Linked DNA regions of Homo sapiens: regions 1, 2, 3, 4, 5 and 6 are each linked to region 7. Evidence: chromatin loops called from intact Hi-C (ENCODE). Cell type or tissue: mammary epithelial cell. All regions are shown on one strand. Region 1 has its middle 100 kb from the start of LINC01713. Region 2 has its middle 150 kb from the start of LINC01713. Region 3 has its middle 53 kb from the start of BMP2. Region 4 has its middle 56 kb from the start of FERMT1. Region 5 has its middle 21 kb from the start of LINC01751. Region 6 has its middle 20 kb from the start of FERMT1. Region 7 has its middle 140 kb from the start of FERMT1.

Region 1 (4,000 bases), 370 kb after region 7:
ATGAACCGCTTAACTGTTTCCACTAAATAATAAGTAAATGCATCTCTAATTCAACTTTCCCTTCTATATATCATCCCCCAAACACTCACCCCCATTCAACAACACCTAACACAAAGGGAATTGTGGTGGAGCAGAAGTTAAAGTGGAAACAGACAGCTGTCTTAATTGATTATGATGCAATTTTTTTTTTCTGAAAATGTTTCAAAATCAAAAGATGATAGGAATTATTTTTGAAGTCTGTCCCAGGGTGTGGGAGGGTCTGTAGGAACTAGGTCCCTGACATTTGAACTTCCTGGCAAAGCTTCCTTCCTTAATGCTGGCAATGGCCAACTTAGTGTCTGGTCTTCTGCTTTCCCAACCCAGAAATGTGAAGCTTCTGGTTGCTGAGGAGGTCCTAGCCCTCAGGTGGAACGGTGCCATGTGTCCTGGAGCCCAGATACTGCCTGGGCAGAGAGGTCTGATCACACACAGAGATGGGTGTTGGCCTAGGCTTTCCAGATGAAAACAGTGTGACTGATGGCTACTGAGGTGGGGCTTTGGAAACTGGGTCCTTTCAGCCCATGGATGAAGCCTGAGATGTCATGCCCAGTGTTTGAAGCTTACAGACCCAGCTCAATTGACTAATAAGAAGCCTGCTTTGTGCATTTAACTCTTCGGTGTTTCCTCCCTCCCTCCCTCACTCCCTTCCTCTCTCCCTCCCTCCCTTCCTCTCTCCCTCCCTCCCTTCCTCTCTCCCTCCCTCCATTCCTCTCTCCCTCCCTCCCTTCCTTCCTCTCTCCCTCCCTCCCTTCCTCTCTCCCTCCCTCCCTTCCTTCCTCTATCCCTCCCTTGCCCCTTCTTTCTTTCCTTTACTTCCTTCCTTCCTTCCTTCCTTCCTTCCTTCCTTCCTTCTTTCCTTCCTTCTTTCTTTCATTTAATCATCCTGATAGGACACTGAACTAAAAGCTTGAACCCTGGGTTTCTGTTCTGATCTACCACTCATAGCTGTGTGTCCTTGAACAATCCCTTCATGCTTCTGAACCTCACTTTCATTATCTATAAAGAAAGCAAGTGAACTTGACAGTCTCTTGGTTTCCTGCCCTCAGTAACATCTGATTTTTCTAGGTCTGATTAGTATGCCAAATCACATGTGATGTTGAAATGTGTGAGGTTATGTTCTCACCACTAAGTCATTCCCACTGAATCTTTATAAATGTAAGCTAAATATTAAGTAAGTAGTGTGAACCCAGGATTACACAGTTGCTTCACATGGATATCTCAGGTAATTCCCCAACAACTAATGTTTTCAGAAAAAATGTATCTGTCACTTGAGATGTCCCGGGTACTGTGAAGAGCTCTTGCAACAAAGCCCACATCATGTAAGTAAGTCCTCATGACCACCTTAATAGTTGTGTGATATTATTGTATTCCTTATTTTAGAGAAGAGGAAACTGAGGCACAGGAAGTTTGAGTACTAGAGTGTCAAAGTCATACAGCTAGTAAGTGTCACGGTCATCACCTCCAATTATCTCTAAGCCACAGATGACAGCAATTAAATGATTTACCCAGGATTATTCACCCTAGATGGCAGAGATAGAAATAGAATTTCATTGCCTCTAGATAATGGGACAGTATAAGAAAACTCCACTCACTTGAAGTTCTTTCCAATTGACAAATGTAGTTGGCAATTTATTACCCCAGAGAAATACTTTTTCCCCTTGCTTTTAGATGTATCTGTTGTTAAAAGGGGGGAACAAAAGTATCAATTTTGTATAAAGAGTTCGGAAATAATTTGAGTTTTACAGGGTGTCACTTAATCTTTGAATCTGGTTTTATTCGGTAATATTTTGAAAACTACTCAGGCCAAAAAATCCGGATAAAACTACTGTCCTGGCACCAAAAATGGAAGAAATGGTAACTGCTGTTCCCTGCATCCTAGGCATTTCCCTGGGCTTACATAGAATTTATTCCAATGTTCCACCAGGTGGTGCTCTGGTGAAGACATGGTTCTCAGGCTCTCCAACCCCTTGACGTTATGCTTGGAAATATTTTGAGTAGATTAAGTCATTTCTCCTAAGAAAGAGGCTGCCCAGTAAAAGGAATATGATTGCCCATTTTGCCAATAAGACACAACGTGCACACAGAGAAAAGTCCAACGGGAATCCTCAGATAAAGGACAATCGTCCCTGAAAAAGTCAGTCCCAAAACATCTAAGAAGGTATTAGAACAGTGGTCTTGGCTGAGTCTTATGGGACTAGAATCAGGAATTTGGAGCTTGCGTTTCTGCTACTAATCTATGAGTCATTTGGAGAACCTCATTCTTCTCTGGACTGCAGTGTCCTCACCTATAAAATGTGTATAAGTGTACTGGGGTGGTGGGGAGGGGGTTAGACTGTATCAGCCTTCTTCTACAGGGGGCTCATAAGCCCAATCAATGGTATTTGTAGTCCAACCTCCTGAAGCTGTGAAAAAAACTTTGTGTGTACACATATTTTTCTGGGAAGAAGGTCCATTGCTTTGGACAGATCTAATCAGAAGCCAGGAGTCCTAAAATGTTAACATCTGGATCAGATCATTTCTAAGGTCCTCTCCAAGCTTCAGTATTCTATGATGTTATAATCTTTCTGGGAAGGAACTTGTGGCTGTCAAATTAATTGGATATCCCTAGCTATGTTCTAGCCGCATCCTTTCTTATGTACTCTCTAATGATTTTGTTAAGGCAGTCACACCTAAGTTAACAGAGTCCTGCAACACCCTCTCTACTAGATTAGGTGGCACATCATGTGACTGATGTGGTTCATTAGGGAGCCAAGAGAGACCAGAGGAGCTGTGAGAGCAACTGGCCAGATCCCACAGGAGCTCAGTGGTGGAAGCAGGTGCTAATTACCATCCTTTGGAGGAACAGGATATGCATTTTTTGGGAGTGGGTAAGAATTTCTGGTTAGACAAGCTCCAAATTCTTTGGCCTACTTTGAAGGCACTGCCTGTTCCATTGGCTAGGATGAGATTTTGTTTCCTGATGAGCACCAGCTCAGCCAGGAAGGAAGGCTCAGAAAAGGAGGTGTGGATATTCTTTGTGGAGGAATTGTCATGCAAATAAAGGCTCCTTCCCAACCCAAGGTGTAACTGTGAGGGAGTGTCAGGGTCCCACCTTTCTGGCTCAGGAAAAACATATCTCTTACTTTTTTACAGGAGTAGGTTTGGTAGCTGAGTAATGTAATTATATAGATTATAGATTACCAACAAACACTGAGATTTCAACCTGTTCTGGATATATATTATTTGTGAGGGGAGGGGCTTGGAGAAAAAGAGCAGGAATATTGGTTGGGATGTAGCCAATGGGAGAACCCCATTATTAAACAGAGAGTGCAGTCCAAGCATTGCACCCACAAGAGGAATTCAATGTAGGGAGATATTGGGAGTAGAGATCAGTGCTTGGGAGAGAGGAGCTGGGAAAGAAAGCAATTCCTCCAAAGGCTCTAAGTCAGCGTGTTGTCCAGAACGGAAATTGAGTATAGGAAGAGAGATTCTTTCTTGGACTTTGGAATATCTAGTCTGGTTCCTTTTCAGAATGATCAGACCACCTTCCTTACCTATTGCCTGGGCCAATGGTTCTCAGCCCTGGCTCTGCATTAAAACCACCTTTTAAAAATTTGGCAATCTCTGGGCCAGGTGCGGTGGCTCAAACCTGTAATCCCAGCACTTTGGAAGGCCAAGGCAGGTGGATCACTTGAGGTCAGGAGTTCGAGACCACCCTGGCCAACATGGCAAAACCCTGTCTCTACTAAAAATACAAAAATTAGCCGGGTGTGGTGGCATGTGCCTGTAATTCCAGTTATTGAGGAGGCTGAGGCAGGAGAATTGCTTGAACCTGGGAGGCAGAGGTTGCAGTGAGCCGAGATCATGCCACTGCACTCCGGCCTGGGTAACAGAGCAAGACTCTGTCTCAAAAACAAAAAACAAAAACAAAAAACTTAATGATGTCTTGGTTTCATGCTAAATCAGTAAGTCAGAATATCTG
Region 2 (4,000 bases), 320 kb after region 7:
CCAGCAGCCAGGAGTGACCCCGCCCCTTGTTCTCTGCCAAACATTGTTCCTTGTACTTGGCCAGTACCCGGGTTTTGCAGCCTCAGACATCTAACCACCTTTTCCCAAAGGACCTCACCCACTTTACCTCAACCCCACCCCATCCCATCCCTTGGCCAGACCTGTAATTACTGGACCTGAAAAGCAGCCTCCAGGATACCACATGGGGGCAGGGCAGCCCCCAGCAAGCAGCCAACTAAGATTTTTCTTTCTACAACATCCCTTCACTGTTCTTTCTCCCTCATCCTCTCATTACCTCCTCTCAGGGGGTTGTGCCAGCCAGGGCTACCCCTCACACTTTTGGGGCCAGAACAAAAGTAAAATAATATCCCCTCTCCTGTCCCCTGCCCAGTCTATGGCTTGGTTCTTTCTCTTCCTAATCCCTGACTCTGTCCACATGGGACAGCCCACGCAGGTGTACACACACTCCATCTCACAGTTCCAGCCACCCCACTGCTATGCAATGGCCTCTTGCTGCCCCTTGGGCCTGTATAGGTGCACACCATCCACTTCTAATGGGGACAGAACAAGGAAAGATTCCCCTGCAAGTTCTGAATACCAGCTCAGGACCATTTGGGTAGGGAATTCTGTTTCCAGGTGTCCGAAGTGTGGCCAAGAAGGAGGGATGTTGGGTCCACGAAGGGTCATCCACTTGACCCTGAAGGATGTTTGCCAGAGAAAGGTCGGAGTTGGGCTCTCTAAAAGGCAGGACCCAGGGCAAAGATCTACCCTGGTAAAGGGTTGGTACTGGCACCAACTTACTAAAGAGTTTCTGGGCTTCCAGTGTCTTCCTTCTTCCCACTGAAGATATCTATGTTGGATCAAATCAAATCTGTTTATGACACCTATCATGCTCTAAAATAAACACAGCTTCTCTGCCAAGCCTTCTACAAGAACCAAACATGGCTTTCAAAATCATTTCCTTCCCATACCTGAGCATTCTGTGACCGGTAGACAGAATCTTAAAAGAGAAGACCCTGGGAGCAAAGAGACATAAACAGAGTAGCTGCTGTGCCTTCTGAGAATGAGGGGTCATCTGCTATTCCCTCAGGGTACTCAGCTCAGCTTTCCTGGTTTTGTTCCATTTTGTGAGAAGAAGTAATTATATACCATATTTAAAATAAGTGCTATTAACATCTATAAGCACAAGAGAAGTTACGAGTTTGCAATTTTAAATGTGGTAGGCTTAATGAGAAAATGACATTTGAACAAAGACTTGAAGGAGATGAGGTATTTACCTATGTAGATATCTGGAGGAACCTTCCAGACAGGGGAAACAGCCAGTGCAAAGGCCCTGTGGTAGGTGCTCTTCTGGCTACAGGAAGAGGGGGGATGTCAGTGTACCTGGAACTGAGCAAGCAATGGGAAGAACAAGGGGAAGAGATAGTAACCAGATTGCACGGAGCAGCACCTCTTAAATTACAGAACTTTCACTCATTAGTGAGTGAGATAGAAGAGGGGGCTTTGGAAAGTCTTGAAACCAGAAGTTGTCATAGAATGACGGTGGCTATCATTGGTGAGAATAGCTAAGACTAGAAGCAGAAAGACCAGTTATAAGGCTATTGCAGCAGTCTAGGCAAGAGATGATGGTGGCACAGGCCAGCAAGGTACCAGTGTGGGTGGAAGGAAATTATACAAATCTGGATATATATTGAAGAAAGGTTCAATGGGATTTCCTGGCTTTCTTCATTTTTGGAATAATGTAGCTACTCTGGCATTAGTCCAAGTCACTAGTAGTCATTGAAGAACAAAGAATAACTGGTGGAAACAGCTTCCTCCAGTGAATGTTATTGATAAGGGATCAATGTGAGGCACAGGTCTTAATCTCTTGTTCCACCTCCAATCCTGGCGATCTTTCCCTCTCATGACTCATGCTCAAAATTTGTCCAGTTCCTCTCTATACGTCTCATTCATAAATGATGTTGGTCACCACCTTCTCATTCAGCCACTGTCAATACTTCTGAAACCAATTGGAATGTAAGTAAATACATGCATTCCTAGGTAGGTAGGTAGGTAGGTAGGTAGGTAGGTAGGTAGGTAGATAGATAGGTAGATGCATAGATTCCCAAGCAACCAAAAATATAGATACAATGGTCTCTGCATTTGATTATGTGCTTGCTTGTTTGAAAGTGTAATATCAATCAATGCATCACGAATTGAGCCAAAGGTTTAGTGTTGGTGTTACTTAGTAGCGACAGCAAGCAATTTGCTCAAATCTCTTGGGCTTCTGTTTTTCCCTTGAAAAATGAAGTGAGTGGGAACGGTGCCCCTTAAGTACCAGTTAAGTTTACACATCACGTTTTCTGCTTCCACCATGCCCCTGCACCTTTATTTTCTTTCATCTTTCCAGTGATCCCCCCTAATTAGGAGCTCTGCTTATAAATGGTATCTTTTGTCTCTTTCAGTTACTTTCTTCCTCCCTGGTTTAATGAGCTTTCTCCACAGTGTGCCTTTTTCTCCCAGTAGATGGCAGTATTCAGTTTTGTTTCCTGATGCTACTTTGCCCTGTTGGAAGGCCTGGGCCAGCTGCCCTTTCTGCAAAGCCTATGTCCTTTTAGCACTAGAGGTGATCACAGAAGAGGAAATTAAGGGAGGAACTGATGAGTGTTGAAAGGCTCCCATGAAAACCGTGGCGATGCCAAGTAGCCTCCTCCTGTTTTCAAGCAGGTTTATTTTATTTAACTTTCGGGTTAGTGATAAAAACAACGGTCTTCCACATGTCAAAGTGTTGTCCCAACTCATCTGATCTTTCTACTCTGTGACGCAGTTAGTACAGATTTCATTGACCTCAGGTCTTGATCCCAGGAGTTATAATGGGATGGCTGCTGTTGTTGAGGATATTCAGGGTTAGAAGCAGGAAGACCAGTTAGGAGGCTGTGGCAGTGGTCCAGGCAAGAGACCGTGGAGCTACCAGCCGGGAGCACTGCAGGTGGGGGATGTGGTGTGGAGACGGATGGTAGTGGAACAAGCTCTGAGCTTGCTACCTGGAGAACCAGAGTCTCCTCTGGCACTGTTATTTCACTAATCTTGGCAACACTCTCAATTTCTCTGGGCCTCTGAAGACACCCCCTGTTCTAGGATTCTGTGGAATCATGAAGGAAATCAATCCACATGTAGCTTGCAAGTCACCTGACAAGGGACACATCACTCACCGGTTAATGGTGCATTGAGAGCCAGAAGCCATATCTTTAGTAGGGGCTTCACCTTACCACTAACTGAAGATGGTGTGAAAACATCCATTTCCGCAGTCCAGTTTCTTGTCTTTCCAGAAGAAATCTCATCTAGGAAAACAATATGTGTAACAAATCAAAGCAAACTGCTCCGGTTGAAAGGGGATAGAATCCTGCACCTCCTGGCCCCCACCTTCCCACTGACTGCAAGTAGCAAGTAAAGACCTCCAACAGAGAGGAGCAAAACCCCTGCCAATGTGACTTCAAATCTTCAAGTGCCGTGCCTTGACCTATGTTAATCAAGGAATTCTGGGATCACTAATATCAGTTTTTTCTTGAACTCCTCGGGAAAATTTTGCAGGGAGGAGAATAATATAATAAGAGTATGGAGGAATTTTTGTGTTTGGGAGTGGGATATATTGGGGCGGATGGTGTCACACAATAACTTTAAAACATTTTATGGTTCTTAATTGCCTATAAGATCAAATTTAGACTTGTTAGCATAGATAAAGGAGTTTCATAATCTGCCCCCATTCCCCCCCTCCAATCCTGGAGGGGATACTATCCTTCTGGTATATCTTTGAAGATGCCACGCACCTTGACACTCCTACTCATTCCAGAAAACACAACTCCAAAACCTTCCTTAAGCAATAGCCCTGACAAGCATTCATAGCGTTTTGTATATACAATTCTTTTACAGTCTGTATCACAGTGTTTGTTTTCCCGCCAGCTTCCCTCTTTGTTTGTTACTTGCTTGAGAATAGGGACCATGTCTTATACATTCTAAACAT
Region 3 (4,000 bases), 560 kb after region 7:
CTTTCACCTTGAGCCATGATTGTGAGGCTTCCCCAACCACGTGGAATTGTAAGTCCATTAAGCCTCTTTCTTTTGCAAATTGCCCAGTCTTGGGTATGTCTTTATCAGCAGTGTGAAAACAGACTAATAACACTTTTTGTGATAGATTAAATTTTCCATGTACTAAGAAGACATAAAAAAGAATAGTGCAAATTGTAAGGAAATTTAAAATATAAGTTAACCAATGTGATGAAAATAAACAGAAGCCTAGATCTCCCCATAGAAGAAGGTGCTTTGGGATTGCTGGTTTCTGTAGTCTTCTTTTACCAGCAGGATGGAGACAGGGTCCCTGATGAGAATGGGGTGATTGCTAAGGGTGTTGGTATGGTGAGAATTCAGGGTGAGGCTGCTGACCAGGGTACTGAGAGGGGAAATTCTGAGAAGTGCAGCTGCCTGCCCATTCCGGTGAAGAGTGAAGATGGACAGAGCTTTGCACTGACCCTGTTGCTCTTCCCGCTGGGGTGGCCAGTGTGGAATCCAATGAGCTACTAACAAGGACAGTTACCTTTGCAGATAAAACAACAGTAATTTAGAGGAGAATTGCAATTTACTGGGATTCACTAAAAGACTACCCACGAGTGAACACTACTTGCTATTTTATATTTGTCCAATCAAATTTAAAAGATGTTTATTAGCTCATGCCTTTCTACGGTAATGCATCATCTTTCATGGGATTGTAGAGAAGCTCAGTGCAATAATTTCTCTGGTTCAATTCCTTTGCTACATATAATTAATCTGCATTGATAACTATGGTATTTTGGGGATGTATCATTTGGGAATTGCATTCTCAAATACCTTTATTGTGATGCTAAAGAGTCCCAAATCATAGTATATTAAACCAGATATATATATTTCCTTTCATATAACAAGAGAGTTGAAAGGAGGTAGTGCAGAGATGAAATGAAAGTCCATAGCCCTACCACGGTCTTAGCGGGTTCTTTCCTTCTGTTTTACCATCATTAGCATATGGTTCCCTGATGGTTGTTTCAGAATAGAACGATGGCTGCTACAACAACCAGCCATAGCATCCATTTCATAAGCAGAAAGAATGAGCAAGGGAGAAAATATTCCTACTAGTTCAGCAGGCCCCCTTTAGATAACTCTCTTAGATGACCCAGACAAAGACTTCCTCTTCCATCTTATTACCCAGCATGATCTTCTAGAGAGGTGGGGAAATGTAGTTGTACCTGCCCTCAACAACATAAGGATCCTGTTAGTAAAAAGGAAGGGTAATATGAATATCGGGTAGGCAAGTGGTAGACTCTGGCTACCACTGTGCGGCATTTTAGTGAATGAAAGATGACGATGTGGCATGTATATTCTTAGAAAGGCCATGTAAGATGATGTTATCTATGGGTCAAATGAATTTCCCTTCAGGTGACCAAGGTATTTACACACATTCCTTGCAGGCATTAAAAAGAAAAAAGGAAGGAGGGCAGGGAGAAAGCCACTGCCACAGTTGTGGCCGAGTGAAAGGTGAACACCTAGGTGTGGTAGTTCCAGTATGGCAGATGGAATTGTTCACTCTTTCAGTGCCCCCTTGTGCCCAATATACTGTAACAGGATAATACAGGGAAACAGTCAAGAAAGAAACTTTTTGAAAACTCCATTCATTAAAGCTACAGTATAGCAATGTGTGGTTTTAGCTACTAGAAATGCAAAAAAATAAAAAATACCTATACAGTATATAACTTCATGATGCTGGGACAAGACGTCACAATGTTAAGGCATATCTTTCTTGTGCTAAGTAGTTCTCTTGTCAAAAAATATGTTTTCCATTTAAATTTGGAGTTGTTGGGCTTTTTTCCTCCCTTATATTTATGTATGGTCTGATTTTTTTTTTTTGTATTGGCTGGTTCTTCATTAATCTACCAAGCTAACTGTATTTATATGTAAACTCAAGCCTGATGCAAGGGTCTTTTGTTTCTTTGTTTTATTTTATTTTTAAATAACTGTCTGAAAAGCAGTGGAATATGGGTTGCAAAATTTACCAGCAGCACTATCATCCAACAATCAGTTTAAAAAGGTGAAGCAAAAATAAGGCTGCTCACACCCCTGTTATGGGTAGGCACTCATTGAACATTGTGTGTGCCCTGTAGACCTGCATTCTCCAGTGGTCCCAGTCCGGTTCCACAGAATCAACTTTTAGAACTGTAATCATCAATACAGACCAACTTACTCAACTCCCTCTTTCACAGATAAAGAAGCTGAAGTCACGAAGGAAAAACAAATCCTGTCACAGTCTCATGGGACGGGGTAGGAACTAGAACCAACGACTCATCCAGAGTTCATATTAACTCCGAACTGTTGCCACCATTTACAGAGACTCATAGGAGAAGCCGCTTGCTCTACAGTGTGAGGATTGCAAGCTGTGCTAGGATTCAAGCTCAGAGTCCCTGAGCCTTTGTCTCCTGTTCTTTCCTGTGTGCTTATGTGGTCAGTCCACTTTCCTTCTCCGACATGAAGGCTTGGCCCATTCCAAGTCTCCTTTGGAAGAAAATGGGTAAACTATGAATGCCATTGTTTAACACTGTCAATTGGAATATTAAAATGTTTCTTTCATTAGAAATAAACTTTTGTCAATTTAAACAGTGGAAGAGTAATTCATCACAGGGGAAGAGGAATGAGAACCTTTGGAATTTATTTTCAATAAAAGATCCTGCTAGTAGAAGAAAACTCCTGAAACCCTGGTTTTACTGATGCCCATTAACATGTATACTTGAAGCAAGAGTATGAAGCTCTTAAAATCTGCCCTTTCAAAAACTTTAAAAAGTTATGTAGGGAGTTATAAGTACATAAGATGAAAATGAACACCTTCTCTTAGTAAATGTATTTTAGGAGCATAGAGAAATTGTAAAGAGAAAGGTGAGAGTAATAGAACTTCACCTGGTAATTTTCTGGGGTAAAAGAAAAGGGGATAAAGGTCCCGGGGCTATATTACTAAAGAACAAATGAGAAAGAAGGGCAACACACTGTTAAATAATGTATGCAACATTCTGCCCTGAAATTCTTATTTTGAGTAAGATCCTTTACCCTCCCTGACAATATGATCATATTGAACAGTTGGATTAAAAAAAAAATTGTGGTTTTGTTCAGTAAAAACCTAAATACCAGGGGAGTATCTGCTGTCTTTATACCCATATAATTAGGTGGAATGTGGAAAAATCCAATCAAGCTGTGTCTGACTGTATATCTAATCTGATTGGCTTTCAACTGGATCATAGAGGAGATAAATGGCATTTCTACAACACAGCCATTCAGTCACTTTGTTATGAACTTTTTCCTTACCTTAAATTCATCCATAAATGCCATTTAAACTCTGGTCCCAAAGGTAGTGAGGCGGTGAGTAGAAAATAGAATCTTAACACCCACTTCCTCTGTTCAGTTATGTCTTTGCTCCTTCAAGTATGGTCTGCAGGCTGGTCATCACCTGGGAGCTTGTTTGAAATGCAACTCTCAGGCCCTCACTCTGACTTGTGCAACCAGAATCAACATTTTCAAAATATCTTTGGGTAAACTGTATGCACATTAAAGTTTAAGAAGCTGTCAGTCATCTATATAACTTCTATTCACATGGAAATTCTGATTATGAACCTGCTGCTTAAATCTAAGATATTCTTCACATGACTTATACACCTATTCTGGAAAATATCTGAAAGTACCCGGGAATAAAATGCATGAGACTATCTGTGTATATATAGCTTTCTATGTTTCTGGTTGACTTTTCTTTTTTTTACTATTTTATGGCAATAAATATTTTATTGAAGCAGCTTGGGTTTTTTTTTTTTTTTTTGATTGGTTAACTGACTTATTCATCCCACAAATCTTTATTAAACACTTCATGTGCCAGTAAATAAAAAAAGATGATGAAGCCATGCCGATCTCCTCAAGAAAATCAGACTCTGGCAAGGGGAGCAAAATTAAGGTTTCAAGGAGCTCAGATATTCACAACCTCAAGCAG
Region 4 (4,000 bases), 86 kb before region 7:
TTAGAATGAGAATCCCATTAGAATCCATTAGAATCACCTGGGAAAGCTTCTAAACACCCAAATGGAAGGCCACCCCCAGATCAATTAAATGAGAATCTCTGATGATGTGATTCAGATGCCATACTTTTTGGAGTTCCCCAAGTGATTCCCAGGTGAATCCATTCCCAGTGTGCTGACAAAACCCGGTACTGAGACTGAAGGGGCTGAGGGCCAGGCTTCACTTTAGGATACTCACAAAGGCAATCCGTGTGTCCCTCTGAGACCTTTGGATGGACATCCAGCTGGCCTTTTCTGGAGAGGAACAACATACTACCCAAATAATCCTATTGACCAGTCCCCAGAAAGGCTCTGTACAATTTTATGCAATGTTAACCCAAACCAGCTGTATTGGTCAGGGTTCTCTAGAGGGACAGAACTAATGAAATATATATATATGAAGGGGAGTTTATTAAGAATTAACTCGCACAATCACAAGGTCCCACAATAGGCCATCTATAAGCTGAGAAGCAAGGAGCGTCAGTCTGAGTCCCAAAACTGAAGAACTTGGAGTCCAATATTTGAGGGCAGGAAGCATCCAGCACGAGAGAAAGATGTAGGCTGGGAGGCTTGGCCAGTCTAGTCTTTTCATGTTTTTCTGCTTGCTTTATATTCTAGCTATGCTGGCAGCTGATTAGATGGTGCCTACCCAGATTAAGGGTGGATCTGCTTTTCCCAGCCCACTGACTCAAATGTTAATCTCCTTTGGCAACACCCTCACAGACACACCCAGGATCAATACTTTTCATCCTTCAATCCAATCAAGTTGACACTCAGTGTTAACCATCACACCAGCTTAGCTAAACTAAAATTTGAACACCTTCTCTGTGAGATTTGCAAGCAACTCTGGGGTTTACTTTCCCAAGGAACTGGGCTGAGGGGGATTGGTGGGTGGGCTAGAGTCAGAGCATCCTCAGGAGGAAGGTTCCGAAGGATAGGAGATGAGAGAGATGGGAAAAAGGGCACTTGAGTTCTTGCATTACAGACCCTCTTTTTTCCTAGAAGGGTACTCCTGAGGCACTATTCCCATCCTAAAGACTAGCTGACTATTCTTCAGTTATTTGCTCCAATCCAAATTGCAAAGGTGAAAATGAGAGTTTTAACTGAACCTCAGAACTTGTTTCCAAGTAAGAAATTATCCATTCCAGCCACTTCTGACACGTCCATGTCAGCACTTCCTGTGGTTCCTGCCCCCTACTCTTTTGGTTAGTGCTATGGCTGCTGGGCTGTTGGTTTTAACCCTTCATATGCTACTGATGTCAAAGTCTAATAGGAGAGAATTTCTCAGTGTCCTTGCAGAACAGTAAAAGATGAACAGCTTCCCCAAAGGAGGCTTCCTAGAAACATTAATTTATGGGACATAAAACAACCAACTAGAATACAGAGACACAGAAGGAGGATGGAGAAGAGAGGGAGAACAAGAAATAAAGGGGCTATCTAGATTTTAAAAGTCAATAATTAGTCTGCTTTTAGCATTACTAAGATCAGATTGGGCCAGAAGGTGAGCAATCTCCTGAAATATAAGGAAAAATATCAGGATATAATTTCTGTAGATGAAATTCAACCAAGAGACTGGACTTAGTGCTTCTGATCCTAAACAAATCCTGAAAAACAGTCTCAAAAGGCAGGATTGATGGGATAAAATTGAGCACATATGAAATGTTCTGAGTGCTAGGACCTGAACACCTTTCTGAAGTTTATCTTTTAAGATTTCTTTCTTCTTGTGCCTTACTTTGAAATGACTCTACCTAAAATGAGAACAATGGCATTCTAAGATTACTCCTCAGTGTTTACAAGCCTTTTGACACATTAGGGTTTCAGATTTAGGCTCTGTGGGCCTTTTTCTCCTTTGGTAAGGAAATGTGAAGTGTAGGTGAACCCATGAAGCAAGTTCGTCCTTTGTGCTTCATGGAAAAGTGTTTTCCAGCAGAGGGCATCCTTATGCAACGAATTTCTCTACCCTCAGAATTATTTGCGGATATTGAAGTGCATTAGGGAACAGATTTTGCTTTTAAAGGCTTTGCAGTTCAGTTTGTTTTTGGCAAGTCATTTATACATAAGGTGCTAAAGTGTTAAGAGGACTTGTTCCAATTTTTTTTAAAGTTGGGTAAGTGATAAGTTGTGCTATTAATGATGATGGTAGCAGATCATAAAATGGTTTAACTAAATTTCTGCTGTTTTATTTACTCATAAATTCAACAAATACTGATTGAGTGCCTTCTGTGTGCAAGACACAGGGGTAGAAGTGGGTATATGAAAGTGAGCCTGAATCAAACCTTCCTGGAAAAAAGCTTACTATATATAAAAGGGATAGGACACAAATGCAGGAAAATAAAATACAAGACACTCTCTCTCTCTCTCTCTCTCTCTCTCTCTCTCTCTCTCTCTATATATATATATATATATATATATATATATATATATATATATATATATATATAGTGTGTGTGTGTGTGTATTCTTATTAGAAGCACTGACTTCTCTAATATTAATTGTTAGTAGGCTTTCACATTTTTTCCATTTCCTGCTAGAGGGCAGCTAGAATATTCAAGTTGTTTTCGAATGTTTTAACTTCTGCCAAAATTGATTTGTTTAGGCTTCCTTTCTTCCTATTTTCAAACTCCATCTATATTTTAGGAGGAAATTAATCTGTACATTGCAATTCTGCCTGCAATTTTAAAAATAGATTATTTGGAAAGACTTGTTCATTGTCTCGGTATTCTCTAAACTCTTTCCATTTCTAGTGAAAAGGAGGAATTATTGTAACTTGGCCCTCTTCAACCCAGAGGAAATCTGGAGTGAAATCTGAAAGCGGCAGACTTGCTTAACCTTTTCCTATCAGATTGCTGGCAGTGGAAAGTTTGTTAAAAGTGTGTGGATTGAGTGAAACACCATGGGTCTCAGACTGGGCCACAGGTTCTGGGAGATGCATCTTGACCTCACTTCAGCCTGACACCACTGGATAAAAGCAAGCAACATTCCAAGTTCAGTTGCTTTTGTCCCAAGGATGAGACCACTCAGACCCACAAGGCTCTGTCAGAACCAGCAGTTTCAGGAGCTTGTTAGCTTGACTGTGTGGCTTGCAGCACCTTCCAGAGAATGCAGCAGGGCAGGTATGAATATGTGATGCTTTTCATCTTGGGTTCCATGTCCGGTAAACGCTCTAGAAGCTGTATCTGAAACTCAGGCTGCACCATGGGAGCTAACTGCTGGACCTTAGAACATAGTAGTAGATTTGGGCTCCTTCAGAGGAAACACAGATATTTTGCTCAGTGGCCTGGGTTGACCACACTTTCTGTAATTGTCCTGCTACAGGAGAGACCAGAATGGCTCAGTGTGCCAAGCATCTTGAGGAGAGTGCCATTCTAGAAGCCGGTTAAGTTTTTCAGTCCTCAGGTCTATTTTCAGTGAGAAAATCTATGGCAGATACTGTTAGTGCTCCACCCAGATCCCTTCTACTGGACTGGGGCACACATCCTCATATGTACAAGTTGATGCCTAGTGACACATAGTTGCTTCTTTCTCCAGAGAATTGTCCCCCATTGAAGGAAGTTACTTCATCTTTTTTTTTTGGGCAGAAACCAAAATTGGGGCATCCAGCAATTCAGACAATGACAGACTGAAAATGGGATACAAAATGTTGGTCCTTTGCCCAAAGGTAGAAACAATTTTGTGATATTACGCACACTCCAAGGTTCCCCATGAAATCAGGCTGAAAGTAAAGTCCAGCTGAGACTACCTCCTACTTGCGTAACACGATTCCTACTCCATCCTGCTTTTCCCACTCCCCTTTCCCTGAGAGCCCACCTGCAATAGATCATGTCTCAGACTGCTTCCAGAAACCTTACCCGAGACGGCACCTCTTTTCACTTGGTAGTGCAAATAGTCCTCTTTTCTTTACATAATGTGTTTGTTGCCTATCAGCAGTTGCCACTTCCTCTTTTTTTAAGAGAACACACTTTAT
Region 5 (4,000 bases), 1.0 Mb after region 7:
ATCTTCCCTATGTTTCTCAGGCTGGTCTCAAACTCCTGGGCTCAAGTGATCCACATGCCTCGGCTTCACAAATTGTGGGGATTACAGACGGGAGCCACCACGCTTGGCCGTCTATGCCACCTGGATCGTATTAGCCTTCTCTTCACCTGGGTTGTATACAACCTTCTACTCTAACAGTGAGGAACCTAGTTCTCACCATCTTCCATACATCTACTCAATTGTTCAAATCCAGTGTGTGTCTATAATGGTTCCATAATTTTTAACATACCGTCTGGTAAACAACATTACCAGTTAGAGTTTGACATTCTCATGTAGTTCTTTTCCTCTGATTGTGTTGGAGTGGCAATCCAAAATAAAACTTAATGTTAAGTGTTTCATAATCTAGAAGAACAAGTCCTCTAAGAGACTAATCTGTAACATCCTGGCTTGTGTATTAAAACGAAAAAAAGAAAGAACCCATTCACAAAAGGATAAAGAACATAAACATCATCAGAGGTAGTCCAGACCCTGGAAAAAGTGAAGGAACATTTCCAAACTTAGTGCAATTCCTGCAACTGACAGTACATGTGCAGGGCCCATTTTGTTAAATTATTCATAGATTTAGAATGACCTGACACACTCAAATGTTAATAAATACATAATTATTAAATTCTATTACATGAAATTAGGTAACTAAAACTGGCCTATTGTGGTTCCTCCTATCCAAAGCAGTATTTCAGGTCCTCACAAAATCAGAAGTATATAAGAAGGCCAGAAAGTCTGAATTTTGGCACATTTCTTCTTTCTAGAAAAGGTTCACAGGTAGGATGGTAGATGAGGAGCTGGTGGGCCAGGGAGAGTGGAGAAGCTGGCCATAGCACTGGGAGGGGCTTATCTAAAGTTCCTAGTGGTCCAGGAGCTACTTTTTATGGCTCTTCTAAGGAAAATGGTACCCATTAAGAATGATTTTTTTAAAAGCAAATGACATCCTATTCATAATTTCTTCTTAAAAATATGTCACCTCTGCTAGGAAGAAACCAAAATTGCCCTACATGAGCATTCATCATTATTTTTTAATCTTCATTTTCTTGTTGTGTTTCTTTATTACATTTGATTATGTCTGTCCTGTATTATAGTTTCTTATTTGTAGTGTTGCTTACCTTTTCCTGTTCAATCTGCCCTACGTATTCTCTTTGAGGGTGGAGGCTTGATCTCATTATTTGAATGCTTAACATATAGTTGATTATCAACAAATATTGAATAGAAAGCTCAAAGAACACATAGAAAAGAATAACTCAACATTGTAGTTTTTTACTCCCAGATTTCTTTTGTGAAAACTAAAAACTTCCTTGACTTTATTGAGATAAATGGCTTTTCAGCATGAACATTCATGCTCACTCATAAAAGCAAGTTCTCATGAGGTAGTCCCAGGAATAATACTGTCTTTTGAGTCTCTGAAAACTAAAGTATTCATGCTTCTTGCACGTTTTTTTTTAAATCATAGAATTCTTCAATATATTATTGGGACGGGTTATATAGTTTGGATGTTCTCAGTCTGCCAAATAATGGCCCAGCTGCATCAGAATCGATTTGAAGAGATTAAACAAACAAACAAAAACCGAACAGTTTCCAGTCACACCCCTAGAGTTTTGGATGTAGCAGGTTTGAGGTAAGGCTTGGAAATCTGTCATTTAAAAATACCTCCCCAAGTGTTTTCTGATGGGAAGTTGGATCACATCCTGCCTCATATTGTGGAATAGGTGGTTAAAAATCCCCCAAACTCTGTTCTTCCATTAGCAAGAAGGGTCACTACTGATGTGTGTGTTACACCAGAAGTCTGTTCATCTCAGACCTTCTTGGAAGAATAAGTTTGGTTTGCCTTCTCAGTGGCGGTCACACAAGACTGCATGAAAGAACAGTCTGGCTGAAAAGCAAAATTTATATTTTAGAACAATATTAAAAACATAGAGCCAAAGAGCCAGTTTCAACAAGATGAGCTTTCCATAGCATAGCTTTATCAGGACTTCTCTGCTTTCTGTTAACTAGACTGCCTGGTGAATTCTTCATGGCAAATAACTCTAGCCAGTGTTTCGAGAAAGTGATTTCTAGCCTCCTACACTCTAAGCCTTGGGAAGTACAATCCAATATTGAGACAGGCCGATTTGAAGAGCTCTGAGCCTCAGGGAACAGCGCCATCTGCTGATGACTGAGGACATAGCTTACTTGAGAACAAGAGTCTTCGGGAAAGCGGTAGATATTAATTATGTATGTCCTGGCTTTCGCACCACGGCCGCTATAACAACCTACTCCCAAGCACCAGGCATTCTTTCAGCTCATTGGGTGAGATTAGTCAGTAATAACTGGTGAGTGTTTTTATTACTTAAATATGAACACCATTCTTTGAATGCCATGGCTTAAGCCTTAGGTAGACAAACTCTGCCTATAGGTGTTCATGCATCAAACATAGAAGCTCAGCACTACTGGACAAGGCATGACACCTTTGCCACAGTAACTTTAATGGTTTAGGGACAATGTTCAAGGAGTCTGGTTACAGGGGGCTATGGGGAATTTCATCTCCTAACTGTTTTTCTTTAGGGCCCAACATCAGCAATCACCAGTTAGTGTGTGATACTCCGAAGTTTCAGCATGTGCCATTTCCTGCTGAACGGGTCTAACAGAGCAAAGCAGACCCCAGGGAAGCCCAATTTTGGTTAGGTTAAATCCTTAAAGAAACGAGGTGGTATTTTTCCCATTGGTAGTTTATTTATGTGTTTGTTTTAATGTTAGGGCTTATCCCTTCTAATATCCTCCCCAGGACCAGGAAAGGGAAATGTTAAAGTCATGAAACGGAGAGAGAAGAAATACCCTATCTGTGTGTGTGTATGTGTGCATGTGTGTGTAGGTGTGTGTTCTAAACCAGGTCTTTGAAAGATAAACATTTGATGTAGCAAAATGTTGAAAGTAAAAGTAATAAGCAAGTTTCATTACATTTTTCTAAAAATATTTGGCTTCCAAAATCAAACCCACTTAAAGTTTTCCTACTTTTATTTTCTTTTCTTAGTCATTTCAACATATTGTAGGGGATTTCACTGTGTCATAATAATGTTATTTTTACACAGATTTTAACAGTAAAAATAAAGTTGGTGGACCCCACTGCCCTCCACAAGAGCTGAAAGTTCATTTTTCTGCCCAATTCTTCCCACACACGTGAAAAAAACACATTTAAAATTAAAGGTCAGCACTTAGGCTCTTGTGAGGTCTGGCAATATTTGATCAGAGTTTAAAAATCTATAGCATATATTACAAATAATATTTGAAATAAGTGCAGATGGAAATAATTAGATTTTTTCAGTTTGATTTTATCGTTTATAAAATATTTGAACTAGGCTTATTATTTTTCTATATTTAAAATGTGTCTAATTCAATTTTCACTATTGCAAGGACAGACGTGGCATAAACACATTTACATGAAAACTCATTATTTCTAAACTCGCAAAACTTTAGACCACATAATCCCAGGTACTTCAACTTAAAACATTGCAAGTTTAAGTAAATGAAATATTATATATTAATAATAATTAATACTGAAACTTATTGATAACATTACTATGTAATGTTTTTGGTACTTTATGTGTAATAATTCATTTAATCCTTATAGCAACACTATCAGCTGGGTACTATTGCTCTTCAATTGAGGACACAGAGAGGTTAAGTACCTTACCTAGGGATGAAAATATAGCTAGTAAATGGCAGAGATGATAGAAGCATAGATATACTGAGTTAGATCCCTTTATATCCCCTAAGAACACCTCCTTAAATGTTTCCTTCCAGGTGTCTCACTTCATCTCATCATAGCCCTAATCTTGAGATATTCCTGTCTGTCTGTCTGTCTATCTATCTATCTATCTATCTATCATCCATCCCTCCCTCCCTCCCTCCCTTTCTCCCTCCCTCCGTCCCTCCCTCCCTCTCTCCCTCCTTCCCTAACTGTCTACCTACCTACCTACCTATCTATTGGTTG
Region 6 (4,000 bases), 120 kb before region 7:
AGATCAAGAGTGAAATCAGAAAGAATGTTCATTGCAAATGAAGAGACCCATTTCAAACTAGCTCAGGAAGAAAAGGAATTTATTGGCCATAGCTGGGAAGTCTGGAGGCATGGCTGGATCCAGAGATTCACCCAAGACCTGCCTCTTTCCTGCCATCTTTGGCTCTCTTCTCCTCTGTGGTGGCATCATTCTCGGGCTGGCCCCACCTGGTGGAAAGGATGACCTACAGCAGCTCCAGCCCAATAAAACCGCACAGTTGGAGACAATGATTTGTTCTGCAATGTCCTGGGAAGGCTTCTCACAGCCTGGCTGGAGGCACGTGCCCACTCTTGGGGAGGTGGAACCAGCCTCAAACAAACCACACAGGCTGAGTGGGCTTTCTGTAGAATAGGAGAGGAGTGAGTTCTCCAAAAAAAAAAAAAATGGGATGCTGGGCAGACAAAAATCATGTCTACTGCAGCCTTGCCACTGGCCCCTGAGCAGCATCAACCTGGGAGCTGTTAGAAATGAAGGTTTTGGTGCCCCATCCCCAGACCCACTGAGCCAGAATCTGCATTCTAAGAAGGTCCCAGGGGATTGCTGTGCATAATGAAGTCTAAGACATGTTGGCTGACAGAGGGCTTTTAGAAAGACATGTGTGGTTTGTCTGTCTCTCTCATTCTTATTCCACACACACTACGTACATGCTTAAACCGTTGGCTGCCATCATAAAAATGGTCCCAACCAGGAAATGTGCAAAAAGGCAGGACAGGTAAGAGCAGTACTACCCTTAGATTTTGGCAAGAACCCACAATGTAGAGGCCCCTTGCAATGGACTTCTTCTGGCCACATCCGTGCCACTGACTAGGGAGACCATCAGGCAGAGGACAGTGTTCACCTGGAGTCCGCCTCTGCTCTTCTAAACCTCACTTTGGGTACCTGTACCTGGGACTCAGGAATTCCCTGGGCAAATGACCCTGAACATGTTTCCAGGAACTGCACGGGATCTTCTCCAGCCATTTTACTCTGACCACCCAGATTTCAACCTGTCCTTAGGAGTAGGACATAAATGTGTGTACTTTTGGCCTGAAAGGTGGCCGAGGGGGCCTCACTTTCCTTCAAACACAATCCGTGCTCCTTTCACCTCTCCCCCTTTCTCTCACTGCTGTTGCATTACCTGTAAAGCACGCTGGATTTGGTGAAGGAAGGAAAAATGAATGATCCAAGAGAATGAGAACGTGGAAGCAGTTTGTGGAACTGAATGACCCTACCCTAGGTCTTCAATATCATAGCCTACTTCAGTACACATGTTTTTCTTTGTTCTTACAGAAAAATATCGCTTGCCTAGGTTTGTTCATTTAATACCTGCATGACTTTTTACTTTGGCACGGAATCTCCAATTAGTCTGTGTTAGAGAAAACAGCCAGAATAATTTTCTTTACCTACTTTCTATCTGGGACTTGGCTGAGGTGCATGTGCATGAGGCCACTCATGATGTGGGATGCAGCCCGAGGAGAAAAGAAGACGGATGGGCTGCCGGCCAGGGCCTGACTCGATATTAATCTATAATAGGTGTAGCAAATATTTCATGAACGTGGCTGGCTGTGCATGCCTCTTTGCAGTAAAACACTAGAGGTGCTTTATCAATGGTTCCCACTAGATGTCGCTGTCGTCACGTTTGTAAATCCTATAACCCTCCTTATCTTCCACCTTGGTTTAATTTCATTAGATTTAGAACATAAATATGTCAATTTTTAAGTTGGAGAACAGATTTTCCTATATCAATTCTTAGAATCCTTGCTTTATTTTTATGTTGTCACCGACTTCCCGTTACTTTTGTTGTTTCTCTTGCCCATTTTGAGCATACAAAGGTCTCTGTACACAATAGGTGCTTAGTAACATTTGAATTGAGTTGAAAAAGGGGGGTTTCTATGGATTTGAGAAGGATAGTGCCCTTCCATTTTAACTTTCTGGAGCATAATTTATTTATTTATTTTTTGGAGGCAGAGTCTCACTCTGTGGCCCAGGCTGGAGTGCAGTGGTGCCATCTCAACTTACTGCAGCCTTAACCTCTTGGGCTCAAGCAATCCTCCTGCCTTGGCCTCCCAAGTAGCTGGGCTACAGGCATACGCGACCATGCCTGGCTTTTTTTTTTTTTTGTGGAGACAGGGTTTCCCTATGTTGCCTAGGCTGGTCTCGAACTCCTGGGCTCAAGACATCCATCCACCTTGGCCTCCCAAAATGCTGGGATTACAGGCGTGAGCCACCACACTGCTGTTATTTTTAAAAAATGAAGTAAGTGCCTTGATTACAGGGTTTTAAGTAAGATCTTAAGCCAAACTCAGTGTGAATTCACATGGGGAAAAATCACTAGCCTCTAACAGAAAATTAGTATTTCCTTTGATTGTAAATGCAGGCAACAAACACAGTAACAGTAGTACCTGGGACTATGCTGCCAATAGAAATTTCAGACTTTTATATTATATTATTGTAAACAATCTTTTAAAAAAAACTTTTGTTTGAAGTTCAGGGACACATGTGCAGTTTCATTATATAGGTAAACTTGTGCCATGGGGGTTTGTTGTACAGATTATTTTGTCACCCAGGTATTAAGCCCACTATCCAATTGTTATTTTTCCTGATTCTCTCCCTCCTTCCACCCTCCACCCTCCAATATGCCCCAGTGTGTGTTGTTCCCCTCTATGTGTCCATATGTTCTCATCATTTAGCTCCCATTTATAAGTGAGAACATGTGGTATTTGGTTTTCTGTTCCTGCATTAATTTGTTAAGGGTAATGACCTCTACCTTCACCCATGTTCCTGCAAAGGACATGATCTCATTTGCTTTTATGGCTGCATAGTATTCCATGGTGTATATGTACCACGTTTTCTTTATTTTTATTTTGAGACGGAATCTCGCTCTGTCGCCCAGGCTGGAATGCAGTGGCGCGATCTTGGCTCACTGCAAGCTCCGCCTCCCGGGTTCACGCCATTCTCCTGCCTCAGCCTCCGGAGTAGCTGGGACTACAGGCGCCCGCCACCATGCCTGGCTAATTTTTTTTGTATTTTTAGTAGAGACCGGGTTTCGCTGTGTTAGTCAGGATGGTCTCGATCTCCTGACCTCATGATCCGCCCGTCTCGGCCTCCCAAAGTGCTGGGATTACAGGCGTGAGCCACCGCGCCCGGACCCTGCACCACGTTTTCTTTATCCAGTCTGTCACTGATGGGCATCTAGGTTGATTCCATGTCTTTGCTATTGTAAATTGTGCTGCAGTAAACATATGTGTGCATGTGTCTTTATAATAGAATGATTTATATTCCTTAGAATATATACCCAGTAATGGGATTGCTGGGTCAAATGGTATCTCTGTTTTTAGGTCTTGGAGAAATCACCACACTGTCTTCCACAATGGTTGAACAAATTTACACTCCCACCAATGGTGTAAAAGAGTTCCTTTTTCTCCGCAACCTCACCAGCATCTGTTATTTTTTGACTTTTTAATAATGGCCATTCTGACTGGTGTGAGATGGTTTCTCATTGTGGTTTTGATTTGCATTTCTTTAATGATCAGTGACCTGGACCTTTTTTTCATATGATTGCTGGCTGCATGAATGTCTTCTTTTGAGAAGTGTCTGTTCATGCCTTTTGCCCACTTCTTGATTTTTTTTTTGTAAGTTTAAGTTCTTTATAGATGCTGGATATCAGACCTTTATCAGATGCATAGTTTGCAAAAATTTTCTCCCATTCTGTAGATTGTCTGTTTACTCTGTTGATAGTTTCCTTTGATGTGCAGAAACTGTTTAGTTTAATTAGATCCCATTTGTCAATTTTTGCTTTGTTACAATAGCTTTTGGTGACTTCATCATGAAATCTTTGCCCATTCCTATGTCCTGAATGGTATTACCTAGGTCATCTTCCAGAGTTTTTATACTTTTGGGTTTTACATTTAAGTCTTTAATGCATCTTGACTTAATTTTTGTATATGTTGTAAGGAAGGTGTCCAGTTTCAGTTTTCTGCAT
Region 7 (4,000 bases):
CTGGTTCTCAGACTACAGAGGGAGAAGATATATTTTCCTGGCCTTCATCAGACCACCTCTCAGGATACTTGAGGTTTCTTTTCTTTTTTTAAAAAAAATTTTAGTTTTGATTTGATAGTTCCAAGTTTTTGGAAGAATTTGCTTAAAGGTTTGGAGGTTTTTTTTTTTTTTTGGTGGGGGGTATTTAACATTTTCCTTAGGATTTAATACTCAAAATTTTTTCAGAATCCTCTTTCAAATCAAGAAGCACCTTAGGTCTTTGTGAATATGTTCCTGATTTGCAATTACTAGCTGGAGGATGATATTAAAATAAAGAAGGCTAAAGATAGTTCGCTAACTAGTAGATGTAGAAGGGATGATAGAGTTAGAATATTACTATTTTGAAACCATCATTAGTAATTCAGAAAAAAATTGTGAATGCATGCTAAAACTAGTAGATGAAGTTGAATGAGGAACAGGATATATTCATAGCCTTAAGGTATCTTCTTACAAACTACTTACTAATTGTGGAGGAAAAAATAATAGTTTTATAATAGAAAAAGTTGACAGGCACCATCTCATACCAAGTGATCCAAGTTATCGTTGCCAGCATCTCTTATCTCTCTTGATGTGATATGCTGAGAAGAACACATCATTTCTGTGATAATTGTACCAAAGGATGCATAACCCCAAATAGGGGAGATTCTATGAAAGAATCTCTAAAAAAATGTCAAGGTCATGGAAAACAAAGGAAGGCTGAAGAACTACTCCAAAATAAAGGAGACCGAAAATGTATGATAATGAAATGGAAAGTGTGAGTCTGGATTGGATCCTGGAGTAGGATAAAAAAATATAGCTCTGAAGGACATTGTTGGGATAATAGGTAAACTTTGAATGTGGACTGTGGGTTAAAGAGTAGAATTATACCAATGTTAAATCTATATTTTAATAATTGTGCTATGGTTACGTAAGAAAACATCTTCCTCTTAAGAAATATACGCTGACATATTTAGGAGTAAAGGAGCATGATGTCTACCACTTATTCTCAAATGGGTTGCAAAAAATTCCTTTTAGAGAGAAAGGAGAAAACAAATGGGAAACAATTTCAGTTAGCCCCAATTTGGACGTGGATAAAAAGTACCTTGGAGGTGTTGGTCTGATTCTGGCAACTTCTCTGGAGGGTTAAAAATAAATCAAATTAAAAAGTTGTACAAAAGAAAAAAACCTTTCTCAATATTTAAAGGTGCAAAATATTTCGATGTGATATAATTACAATATGTTGTTGCAGTACTGTGAAACCAAAGCTTTATACTTTTAAACAGTTAAGTCTGATTAATGAAAGCAGAAAAAAAAAATCCCCTTAGACTTAGCAACAAACAGACTGTACCCCTGGACAACACTGATGTTGTAGCTCTCAGTGTTCTTCCCAGTTTTCTGTTGTAGGTCAGCTATGCCTCACAGTTTAAAATTGCGAATAGGAGAAAGGTATTGTTTTATTTTATTAGCTGTGGTAGAAAGAAACTAGATTTTATCTGAAAAGCATTTTAGACTCATAGGAAGAATAAAAGAATAGAAAAAAGTTTCTTTGTTGGCACTTCTTGATCTTACAGAATAGCATAATCTATTGTGATTGAGGTTCTAGAAATTAGAAAGGAAAGTTTGCTGTAATGGAGGGGCGTTGATTTGGAGGTTTGGTAGCAATGGAAATAGTCAAAACAAAAGAATTAATTTCAGTAAAAATTGTTTGTTGGACCAGATCCTCTGTGAGTGAGCCATGAGAAAAGACAAGGAAGTTGAGAATTGGACCATTTTAAAAAGAACATTTAAAGACTTGGATTCGTTTGCTTCTTTCTTGCCTACAGCTCCCATTTCACCATTTTCTTCAAATCCAGGCAAAATAAGATTCACTGATACCATCAGGCCTCATGTTTGTGATTATTTTGCTTATGTTTTAAAGTCAATTCTTTCCACAAAGTTGTGTATTCTCCAAAGATTTCTCTGATCTCGCTTGCTTTTCAGCAGATATTGGCAAAGACATTGATAGATGTTTCAAAATACTCAATTCATTCCTTGACTGCTTTTATTTCCCCCTTTTTGCTAGTGATGCCTAATGTATGGGCTATATATCTTTTGCCAGTGGTAGAGACATATTATTTTTACTGAAAGCAACTAAATATATAAGCTTTAATTTGAAAATGAAACTGTTTAAGAGGATCTTAGTTTTCATTTTTTAGCACTGAAATCCCTGTTGTCATCTTTGAGGAAGCAGTAGGTGGAGCTACAGGCTTTTTATCACGAAAGAATGTTTGCAGTAGCTGCCCATTGCCGGAATAACCTGAACAAGCACACATTTCCAAAAATAACAGAGGCATTTCCAAGTATTCCAGAAATATATGCAAGACTGTTTAGTCATTCATAATCACCGCTTTGCAAGTACTAGATTCTGTAGAAAATATTTCAGAAGCAGAAAAAAGATTCATAGAATTCCCTGTATTTTTAGAAAAGAGATTTTTAAAAAATGGAATTCAAGAGGGAGGGAGAGACACTTACGCTGTTCAATCATGTGCCACTTTTTTTCCCAGGTGGTGAAAGGGCCCAGAGGGGTAGCCGGGGGTGGAAAAAAATCTTTTCCATTTGCGTCAGAACTCTGAGGAGCTCTTCATTTCCCCACTCGATGAACTTTTTTGAGGCTCTAAACTGTGGTTTCAATTTTCTCTGAATCACAGAGGGGTAGCCTAGGTTAAGTGATTCTGAGGAGGCCAGAAGGCGCTTACAACAGATCGCTCCTGAGGACCGTTCCTCTCATATAGCCTGGTGTTTTTGACCATTTTCCTAAGAAAGAATTATGAAATGGCTTTTAATCTCTGTGAAAAATGTAGATTCTCTCCATGTAAAAATCACAAATTTTGAGAAATGCTTCAATGATCTTGTTTCAGGGTTCTCCAGAAAAGCAGAACCATTTAAAAAATAGAACATCTAGACTATTTTTTGACTAAACAATGGGGTACCATAGCCAAGCCAAGCTGACATCTAAAATTAACTATCATGGATCTCGTTGCTATAATCTGGTCTCAAGCCCCACAAAGAAATAATATATGTGTGTGTGTATATATATATATATATATATATATGTATATATATATATATATATATATATACATACTAGCCCATATATATGGAGAGAGAGGGAAAGAGAGATACCTTCACAGTGATATCTAGACTTGTGTTTGACCAAACAACTGGGTACCATAGCCTAGTCAAGTTGACATCTAAAATTAACTACCACAGGTCTCATTGTTATGATCTGATCTCAGAGAAGCCCCTCAGAGAAATGCTGAAGAATATCTTAAGGCACACCATTGCCCTGGATGTTAAGTGTTAAGGGAGGGCCACACGTGGCTGCAGTAGAAGAGGTTTACCACCCCTGACCCTGTTACTAAGCCTCTCCCTCCTACTTGTTTGTCCCATCCTCTCCTGGGGACAGCAAATTATGACATAAAGCTAGAAAAAAGACAAAAAGGGAGCCATTGCTAGGACTTGATGGATGAAGGCTGCAGACATCGATTTCTCTGCCTTTGGCTCTTCTAGACACTCCTGTTGATGATGACTTCCAGTTAGAAGAACAGCAGCCAAGATGCCTCCTGACTGCAGAGCTGGCTGGAATAGATCTGGCTGCTATAGAAGCCCTTCCTTTTTCATTCAGTCCTCACAGCAAACCTCTGATTTACAGGCAAAAAAAAAGGCTGAGAAAGGTTCATGGATTCTTCAACTGCTGAGCAGCTGCCATACCCTGGACACGACTCTGGGTGCTGGGAATACACACAAGTATGATAAGAACACACATATTTCTTTCTCTTACGGTTCTAACATTCTAATTCAGACAACAGCAAACAAAATAAGTAAATAAACAAGTGAAAAAGTGCAAATTCTGGCAAGTGATAGGAAGGAAATCAGTAAGTGGGCTGAGATAGAGTTTACTTGGGGTGTGGTGGGAAACCCACTTTTGGTGTGCCACAAGGAA

What was found. Peaks named below come from ENCODE experiments on the same cell type or tissue, not always from the same donor. Only the 100,000 strongest peaks of a DNase experiment are listed, where the experiment ranks them.
Region 1: it touches region 7 in a loop (12-fold over the local background); 10 of 110 quality-filtered maps call a loop at or near these places.
Region 2: a loop joins it to region 7, with 7 times the contacts of the local background. A loop is called at or near these places in 9 of 110 quality-filtered maps.
Region 3: it touches region 7 in a loop (23-fold over the local background); 9 of 110 quality-filtered maps call a loop at or near these places.
Region 4: it touches region 7 in a loop (2.5-fold over the local background); 2 of 110 quality-filtered maps call a loop at or near these places.
Region 5: a loop joins it to region 7, with 4 times the contacts of the local background. A loop is called at or near these places in 11 of 110 quality-filtered maps.
Region 6: it touches region 7 in a loop (3-fold over the local background); 2 of 110 quality-filtered maps call a loop at or near these places.

Annotation. Positions count from the first base shown.
Region 1 is chr20:6,634,440-6,638,439 of GRCh38, forward strand. No RefSeq gene overlaps it. Among named protein-coding and RNA genes, the nearest start is that of LINC01713, 100 kb to the right of the region's middle. RefSeq lists an enhancer at 2,812-3,325. In mammary epithelial cell, a CTCF peak has its summit at 1,964 (motif pointing right); a DNase peak (open chromatin) is centred at 1,972.
Region 2 is chr20:6,580,784-6,584,783 of GRCh38, forward strand. No RefSeq gene overlaps it. Among named protein-coding and RNA genes, the nearest start is that of LINC01713, 150 kb to the right of the region's middle. In mammary epithelial cell, a CTCF peak has its summit at 2,501 (motif pointing right); a DNase peak (open chromatin) is centred at 2,508.
Region 3 is chr20:6,818,231-6,822,230 of GRCh38, forward strand. No RefSeq gene overlaps it. Among named protein-coding and RNA genes, the nearest start is that of BMP2, 53 kb to the left of the region's middle. In mammary epithelial cell, a CTCF peak has its summit at 1,585 (motif pointing left); no DNase peak of the experiment used is centred here; H3K27me3 peaks cover 120 bases.
Region 4 is chr20:6,176,761-6,180,760 of GRCh38, forward strand. No RefSeq gene overlaps it. Among named protein-coding and RNA genes, the nearest start is that of FERMT1, 56 kb to the left of the region's middle. In mammary epithelial cell, a CTCF peak has its summit at 1,944 (motif pointing right); no DNase peak of the experiment used is centred here.
Region 5 is chr20:7,283,937-7,287,936 of GRCh38, forward strand. No RefSeq gene overlaps it. Among named protein-coding and RNA genes, the nearest start is that of LINC01751, 21 kb to the right of the region's middle. In mammary epithelial cell, a CTCF peak has its summit at 2,179 (motif pointing left); a DNase peak (open chromatin) is centred at 2,185.
Region 6 is chr20:6,140,955-6,144,954 of GRCh38, forward strand. No RefSeq gene overlaps it. Among named protein-coding and RNA genes, the nearest start is that of FERMT1, 20 kb to the left of the region's middle. In mammary epithelial cell, a CTCF peak has its summit at 1,641 (motif pointing right); no DNase peak of the experiment used is centred here.
Region 7 is chr20:6,263,126-6,267,125 of GRCh38, forward strand. No RefSeq gene overlaps it. Among named protein-coding and RNA genes, the nearest start is that of FERMT1, 140 kb to the left of the region's middle. In mammary epithelial cell, a CTCF peak has its summit at 2,253 (motif pointing right); no DNase peak of the experiment used is centred here; H3K27ac peaks cover 346 bases.